3 separate regions of the Mus musculus genome follow, and regions 1 and 2 are each linked to region 3. A link is a loop called in an ENCODE intact Hi-C map of the cell type or tissue named here. Cell type or tissue: heart. All regions are shown on one strand. Region 1 has its middle 18 kb from the start of Il12a. Region 2 overlaps Iqschfp (Iqcj and Schip1 fusion protein). Region 3 overlaps Iqschfp (Iqcj and Schip1 fusion protein).

Evidence for each region. Hi-C counts contacts between places; a loop is a spot of excess contacts. Peaks named below come from ENCODE experiments on the same cell type or tissue, not always from the same donor. Only the 100,000 strongest peaks of a DNase experiment are listed, where the experiment ranks them.
Region 1: it touches region 3 in a loop (2.0-fold over the local background); 3 of 42 quality-filtered maps call a loop at or near these places.
Region 2: a loop joins it to region 3, with 7 times the contacts of the local background. A loop is called at or near these places in 5 of 42 quality-filtered maps.

What each region holds. Positions count from the first base shown.
Region 1 is chr3:68,708,419-68,710,918 of GRCm38, reverse strand. No RefSeq gene overlaps it. Among named protein-coding and RNA genes, the nearest start is that of Il12a, 18 kb to the right of the region's middle. In heart, a CTCF peak has its summit at 1,546 (motif pointing right); a DNase peak (open chromatin) is centred at 1,538.
Region 2 is chr3:68,540,523-68,543,022 of GRCm38, reverse strand. All of the region lies in intron 5 of Iqschfp (Iqcj and Schip1 fusion protein), which reads right to left. The region is part of intron 2 of Schip1 (schwannomin interacting protein 1); the gene reads right to left. Among named protein-coding and RNA genes, the nearest start is that of Gm22073, 5.9 kb to the left of the region's middle. In heart, no CTCF peak of the experiment used is centred here; no DNase peak of the experiment used is centred here; H3K4me3 peaks cover 167 bases; H3K27ac peaks cover 1,124 bases.
Region 3 is chr3:68,468,518-68,471,017 of GRCm38, reverse strand. The region is part of intron 4 of Iqschfp (Iqcj and Schip1 fusion protein); the gene reads right to left. All of the region lies in intron 1 of Schip1 (schwannomin interacting protein 1), which reads right to left. Among named protein-coding and RNA genes, the nearest start is that of Gm22073, 78 kb to the left of the region's middle. In heart, a CTCF peak has its summit at 1,195 (motif pointing left); no DNase peak of the experiment used is centred here; H3K4me3 peaks cover 1,944 bases; H3K27ac peaks cover 2,208 bases.

The sequences.
Region 1 (2,500 bases), 240 kb before region 3:
CTCACCACAACATCTTTATTTACCAATCAGGAATAATTTGGGATCAAGGTCACATGGTGTCGGGTGGGGCTACATGCAGATCCCCTCTGGGACAACCAGGTCTTGGGGCTCAATACTAGCATTAGAATACAAGCAGCATCAGGCCAACCTACTATACCCACTCACTTCCTGCAGGCAGATGAGCTTTCCCCCCAGGTTATGAGAACAAGGAGAACTGGCTCCACCACTCATTGGCTACAGTACTCAGAAGAGTGGGTCCTGCAGTAGAGCAGAACAGCTCCTGGTTTTGTAGGTACAGGAGAGCTGGTAGCTGACCAACTCAGCTCCCACCCAGGCCCAGATCCAGGGCTTTGAGTTGGACCATTCCAACATCCACCCCATCTACAAAATACTAGAATACTTGAAAGGCCAGTCCTGCAGATCCAAAGCTGCAGGCTCTCCGTGACACAGGGTAACAACAGGATATCCTAGAGGAGTCTCAGTGAGGATCCATTATTGATAGTATAGCAGAAGCCAGAGGCCTCAAACCAGGCCAGTGACTCATGGCAATGAACATTTGCAAGGAAAGTTGTTTGGGCAGAAGGGTCTACTGTGGGACACACCACAGCTTCCACAGTGAGAGTTATTTATTTATATTCTTTGTTTTATTTTAGGAGGGAGATTGCAAGGCAGATATGAAGGAATGGGGAGATGAGTGGGATTGGGACCCAAGATATGAAATTCACAGGAATCAATAAAAACTTTTTTAAAAAAGAAGCAATGAGCTTTTGGCTGTGTAGGAATGTCTTAAAGGTGGTTAACATGCACTTCTTAAATAAGGAGTTTGTTTTGTTATAAGTGAGTATAAAACTGTGAGGAAATATTAAATGCATCATCTATTCTTATGTAGAACGAAGGCTGAAATGCCCTGAGCAGATATGTAGTTAGTTACCCTGCCTAGGAAGCTGGGGAGAGTGGATTAAGATGGCTTTCGCCCAGCTGGAGCAGGAACATAGCAATACTGATGACATTAGACAGAAGCCACAATATGCACACTGAGATCACTGAATTTGAAGCAAGATGAGGGCAGAGTGCTGTTCTTGCCCAGTATTTTGATAACTGCTTGAAAGATGTCGTCTCTGCCCTGGAAGGTAAGCAGGAAATTATATGAATTAGTAGCTTACATGAAATCAACGTGAGTGTCGGGGAGCAATTTTTAATATGAAAAGTGTTGGCTGTTTGCTTACAAACTTCAGTTCAGAGGATTATGCAAATTCAGTGGTAAGTACGGGGTTACCACCGTTTAATAATGATGACTCATGCCGCAGTTAGAGGAAGGGCTGAAATTCCAGTTCAGGTGACCTAAACAAACGCTTACTTGTCTTCAAAGCCTCTGTCCCCATCTGCTCCAGGAGTGCAACATCCACTCAGACACAGGTGCTTGTCAAATTCTAGGCCGGAGACAAGTCTTAGTAAAAGGAAGATGAAGGCTGTCTGCAACTAGAGACCCAGCCAGTATAGACTGAGCCCGCCCATCTCCAGGCACTGAAGCAGTGCTCAGGGAGGCCACTGGGTGGCACCAGTGAAGCTTGCCCACACTGTAACAGAACACGGGAAACCAGTAAGGGCCACAATTGTCTGGACTCAAGCCAGACCATAGGGTTCATTCCTCTGTTTTTAAGATCCTCTCTCTCTGTCTCTCTGTGAGTCTCTGTCTCTGTTCCTTTTTCTCTCACTCTTTCTCTTGGTCACATTGCTACACTTGAGCTCAAAACAATTCAAACCTTTGATTATTTATAGTTTATATGATCAGAGCACCAAGTTGCTTCTCAGGGAACTCTACTTACACATTTTCTACTCTAAAAATGCAGACGTGTATAATTGTGCCGTTAGGGTACACTAGAAGTCCAAGCAGGTTTCAGGCCAGCGAGGTTACTCTGGAGGTTTTTGAGGTGACAGAGTTTAGAGTCACCTAGGAGACACACTTTGGCTGTGCCTGTGAAGGTGCTTCCCCTGGGGTTTAAGATGTGCTCAGCATCACCTCGATGGCTTTATTCGGTTGGGAAAGGAGAGATCTGAGCCCCAGGCTCCATCTCTCTCAGGTCCCTTACTGCCAACTATGCAGTACATAGAACTACAGAAGTTCACACAGAACTTCTTACACGGCTGTGTCATGCCCACCATGACAGACTGTTCCCCTGTATTCTGAAACTGTGATCCCCCTCACCCCAAATAATCCCTTCGCTCCTTAAATTGCATCTTGTCAGATATTTTCTCATAAGAAGAAAAGTAACAAAGTCAGAGCAATTGCCCAGCATGTTGGAAGAAGCAATCCCCAGAAACGGGAGTAGGGTGGGGGTGGGGGTGGGGGTGGGGGTGGGGGTGGGGGAACAAGCAAGCAAGTAACCAACCAACCAACCAACCAATCAAGCAACCAAACATCAAATGACTTCATTTCAGAATGCCATTCCAGGCCGGGCTGGTCTACTTCCTGAAAAGCCAAGCTCTTTTCCAGGACATC
Region 2 (2,500 bases), 72 kb before region 3:
GGTGGGAATGAGGGTAGGGGCGGGGACTGAAGAGGTGGCTCAGCAGGCAACTAAAAACCAGCACTGGTCTTGTAAGGAGGACTATTCAGTTCTCAGTACTCACAAGCACCCATAAAGATTGGGGGAGGGGAAATCTAACAGCTTCTGGACCCCGCAGGACAGGCACCTGCATTCACACATTTGTATACACACATACAAACTTAAATAATTGAAATAAACTAGAAGATTGAATGGGGAGAGGCAAGGAAATTTGCTAAGGACAACTGATTCTTCTGACAGAGTTCCTGGAAGTCCCCCTACCCATCTTTTCTTCCAATTAGATAAGAAACTTACTCTGGAGTCATATGATCCATACTCTGGCAACAACCAGGTGTGGCAATGTGGGATAGCTATAAAATGAAGCTGACTGCAAGAAACACAGCAGGGGCTTTAATAAAAATGATACAGTTCTGAGAAAAATTCTATTAAGTAAAAGAAGAAAACACATTCTAAATCATGTGTGTGTGCAGGTATGAGTGTGTGCAGGGGTGTGTGTGTGTGTGTGTGTGTGTGTGTGTGTGTGTGCATCCCATGCTGGAAATAGAACCCAGAGCTTTGTGGAACGGCTTTCTTCCCTTGAGCTTCAGCCATATACCCAGAAGCGTTTTCTAAAGAACGTCCTAGCTGTTTAAAAGCCAAATCTCTTCTCTGTGAAGCCAGGTTGAATATGGATTTTTTTCATATTTGCATTTAGTGGCAACTTACATAACACACTGAGGGGACAAAGCGTTTCAAGTGGGAAAGCAACTGAGTTGTATGTTCAAAAGCTGCAAGTTTCATGCCAGACCAACCTGTACTGGGGGGACACCAAAACTCTGCAGGATGACTTAAAGGCCATGGACCCAGCTCCTGACTGGGGAGGAGGACGTTATATATACTCAAGGCTTCTCTCCTTTACAGTTGCTGTGCAGAACGTATCATTGCTGGTTCATCTTCCTTCCCATGTGCTCGTCAGTAGACGTGGTTTTTTTTTAAAGTGTTGATCAAAATTATATCCTCTTGTTTTACAAGAGCAGGGAGCTCCTGCCACTGTGCCTGGAAAGCCGAGAGGGTGGAGGACAGGCCTGCACTCCAGTTGTCTTCTGATGCCCATTGCTTATCAGCCCGAAGCAGTGTCAGGCCCTCAGAGCTCAAAGGCCTAGGCATTTCCTTCATGTGCAAAGACGGTTTGCTTTGGAACTCAGCAGAGAATCAGTAAGGGACCAAAGGGATCGATCGCTAACACAGCCAGCTCTCCACAGCACTGAAGATGGCATCTGTGGATCAACTGCAGATAAAAAACCATTTCTAAGAAGGATCGAGGGTAGGTGTGGTGGCCAAGAGCACTGGCTGCTCTTCCAGAGGACAGGGTACGGCTCCCAGTGCCCATACAGTGGCTTTCAGCTCTCCCTCACATCTTTTCTGACCGCCTTCTGCACCATGCCTGAACATAGTGCACAAATACAGTGAAAGCAAAGCACTCACACACATTAAATACATCTTTTTTTAAACAACAACAATGATGACGACATTTAGGCCTTCTAAGAAGGTTCCTGGGGACTCAAGGTGCTTACTGCCAATCCTGATGACCTAAAACCAATCTCCAGGATCCCCTTCATTCCTGCAAACTGTCCTCTGACCTCCACTCACGTGCTATAGCGCACACATGCAGACGTAAATCAATGTCATAACTTTAAAGCTGTGTCTGTGGTGAACATGTACAGATCTTAACCTTGTGATTATTCTCTAAAGAGCTTAGTGTAAAAACTTGCATCATGTTTGTTCCGTATTTGTTATTCTATGCAATCGACCAAGGGCTCATCATTTGGGGAGCTGTAGGTAATGGGCTGCGCATGTACACTACTTGGGAAATGAGCACTTGTGCATCTTGGTAACCATGGGGAGTCTTGGGATAGTCCCCAGAGGATACCAAGGGATGACATATGACTCCAGGGAACAGGCAAAACTGACGCCACCTCTCAACTTTCCTTAGTTTATTCCATTCTAAAGACCTCTTGAAGAGGTAGAGTTCCATCAACTCCGTTCAAATTGTGGCAATGCTCTTGGAGTTGGGTGACGTTCTCTCCATCTGTAAACAGGTGATGGATGAAACCTGTCCTTCAGGTGACTCTCAGGTGTATGTGTAACACAGGTAATGATTTTAGCATTCAAATAGTTGCCAGGACCCTAATCTCAATATTCCTTAGGAGGAAAGCATGCTGTGACCTACAAAACCAGAGAAGCAGTCAGATCTCCATGCGTTCTCACTGTCTGTATTTATTCCCACCTGTGACAAGATTCCCCAGGTATACCCTGATGAAAGCAGGTTGCAAGACCTTGCAAACCCATTACCCTCACACAGGGTCTGTTATCTCTGATTGGGAATCTTAGATAAGCCCGAAGATTCTGAGAGTAATTACAGGGTTAATGCATGTGATTCGGGGATGGTCCACTCCGGAGGGGAGACTTTAGGCACTCTCAA
Region 3 (2,500 bases):
GAGCTGTTAATCCAGGAGACCAGCTTCAGGGTGGGAGTGGGGTCATTTGTCTTCCCCAGCTGGTGTGCATGCTGTGACAGGTATTTGGATCATTTCAGCTGCTGAAATGTCTCTTTTCCTTCCAAATGTGGCAGAGAGATTGTCTTCCATATATGTCATACACATTCCTGTTACATACAGTAAAACACGCCAGCTCTTCAAACAGCCTGAATAATGCAAACAGCACACACAGTGGTGTTCTCAAGAACAGATGTGAACTCGTTAAGAGACTTCGTAGAAAAGCAGCAGCAACTGGTGTTATTGAAGCACATGTAAGAATCGCTGTCTTCTAACAAAAATTCTCCTTCAACACTTTTTATTGGAGTGGACCCCTCTTACAAAGATGCCGAGATGGTTTACTGTTGCTCTTCAAGCACATGGAATGTTATACCAAAGGGAAAAGTCAACTCTTCTTTGTCTCGGAACACAAATAAGTAGAAGTGAGCTTGCTGTAAGAAGGCCCACAATAAGCCTGCTTGATAACTAGGAACGAGTTGCCTCTCCTTAAAGGGGACTGGGAAGAGGAACATGAACCCACTGTGGTTCTAAACTTAGGCTGCAGAGCTAGTTTCTGCTTCCAAACCTCATTTCCTCCTCTAAGGATGATATATTTCTCCAGGTCACAGGGAGAGAAAAAAAATGAGTTACTCATTTACTTTGTAAACAAGGACACCGAGGTGCACACTAGCTAAGGAATTTCTCCACAGTCCTAGAATAAGTGAAGGGACCGGAAATGTAGCCCAGACCTGCTGAATACCAACTGGTCTTCCTACATCCTTGGAAAGTCCCTTCTAATCCACATGCTAGTAGTGAAGAAATTGAAGCATGCTTGAGATAAATGGCCTTGTGAATTCATACCATTGGTATGTGACTGAAAGTCACTGTGTGAGACGTTTAAGAAGCTGTACTTTTAAAATGCCTTGACTTTGCTTACAAATGATCACAATGTCACCTGACAGAGATGTCGGGGCTTTGGGGGATGAGATTCTGCTCTTCTTGCCTATGTGCACATTGAAAGCAGCATATACACATGTATGCATGCATATGTGTGTGTGCATATGTATGTGTGTGTGCAGATGCTATTATGCTATGGTGCCCTTGGAAGTCAGGGGACAATCCTTAGGAGCCAGTTCTCTCCTGCCACCTTGTGGGATCCAGGGTCAAATTCAAACCATCAGGCCTGCAAGCAGTCTTTTGGACTCTTCTTTCTATATTAGCTTGATGCAAAATGAACAGAGCTAGTCCCATAAGCTCAGATACTGCCTATGTTGTGACTATGAACTTTATGCCTGGACAGTAGCATTTGTGGTGGTAGGTCAGGCTCAAGAGAGTCCTTTATGGTTTTCGGGTAGCAAGTCAGAGTCAGACTTTGCCCACACATGAACAGCCAGGCAAGTGAGAAGCCCTTGAATGGAAATGGAAAACCTTGAATGGAAAAAGCCCAGTTGCTTAAAAACAAAATCTTTTCAAGGAGTCTTGAGGAAGCACTAACAAGTGCATAGGGCACTCATTAGTCAATAAATTAGCTAATAAATTCTTCAGTGACTACCCAGATATATGAATATTTTTTTACAAGGCATAGAATGTGTAAGGAATTTTAATCCAATTTTAAACCTTTCCACCACCAGCTACTGCACCAAAACCGGCTGGCCTCAGAAGATGAATAGCCCCTGACTTAGCAAAGAGAGAAGGCGACCCCACACCCTGCAACACACCATCGCTCTTTTAAATTCCTGGGCGGACTTCACTTTCGGCCACAGCTGATGAATGAGCTTGGTTAAAAGGCTTGGGACAGGAGATAAAATGACCCTTAAGGTTTTTTTTTTTTTCCTTCTGCCACACCCACTTCTCCTTAGGCAATCAATAAAATCCCACTTCCAAAAGAATGTATCTTAGCCTTTCCTAGATGCCCTGTGCTAGCAAGTATTTAGACCTTCAAAAGTTCTGTTAGTTGATTTCAGATTGGTTACTTAAGAGGCTACAACATCTGGAAGCAGAGTTAGTTAGTGAATGATGGAGGTACAATCAGCTTAAGAGCACCTAAGTCTTCCTGCCTAGGCTGGTGAAGGACAGAATTCCCCAGCGTTTTTCTTCACATGGTATTTGGGAGGTAACAGCGACACTTTGCCACAACTGGAGTCTTCCTCATCTAATTAGCCTCTTACAGCATTATATCGCAGGACTTCTCACAGGCACCCCTCCTAGCCCCACCTTGGGTCTGTGACTGCGGGGGGGGGGGGGGGGACTTACAGTTATCCAGACAAAGGGTTAACGCCGCAGCCTTCCCTGCTCTAGCGCTGTGAACATTCACCACTACTTTCCCCTCTGCAGTCAGCCCTATACTCCAGCTTCTACAAAGCCACCAGCACTTGCAGAAGCATTGTTTCCTCCTGTCCGCTTTAAACTTGCAGTTCATGAGCTTATACAGCTCAAGAGTCTAAACTTACCCCCTCATGGCTTT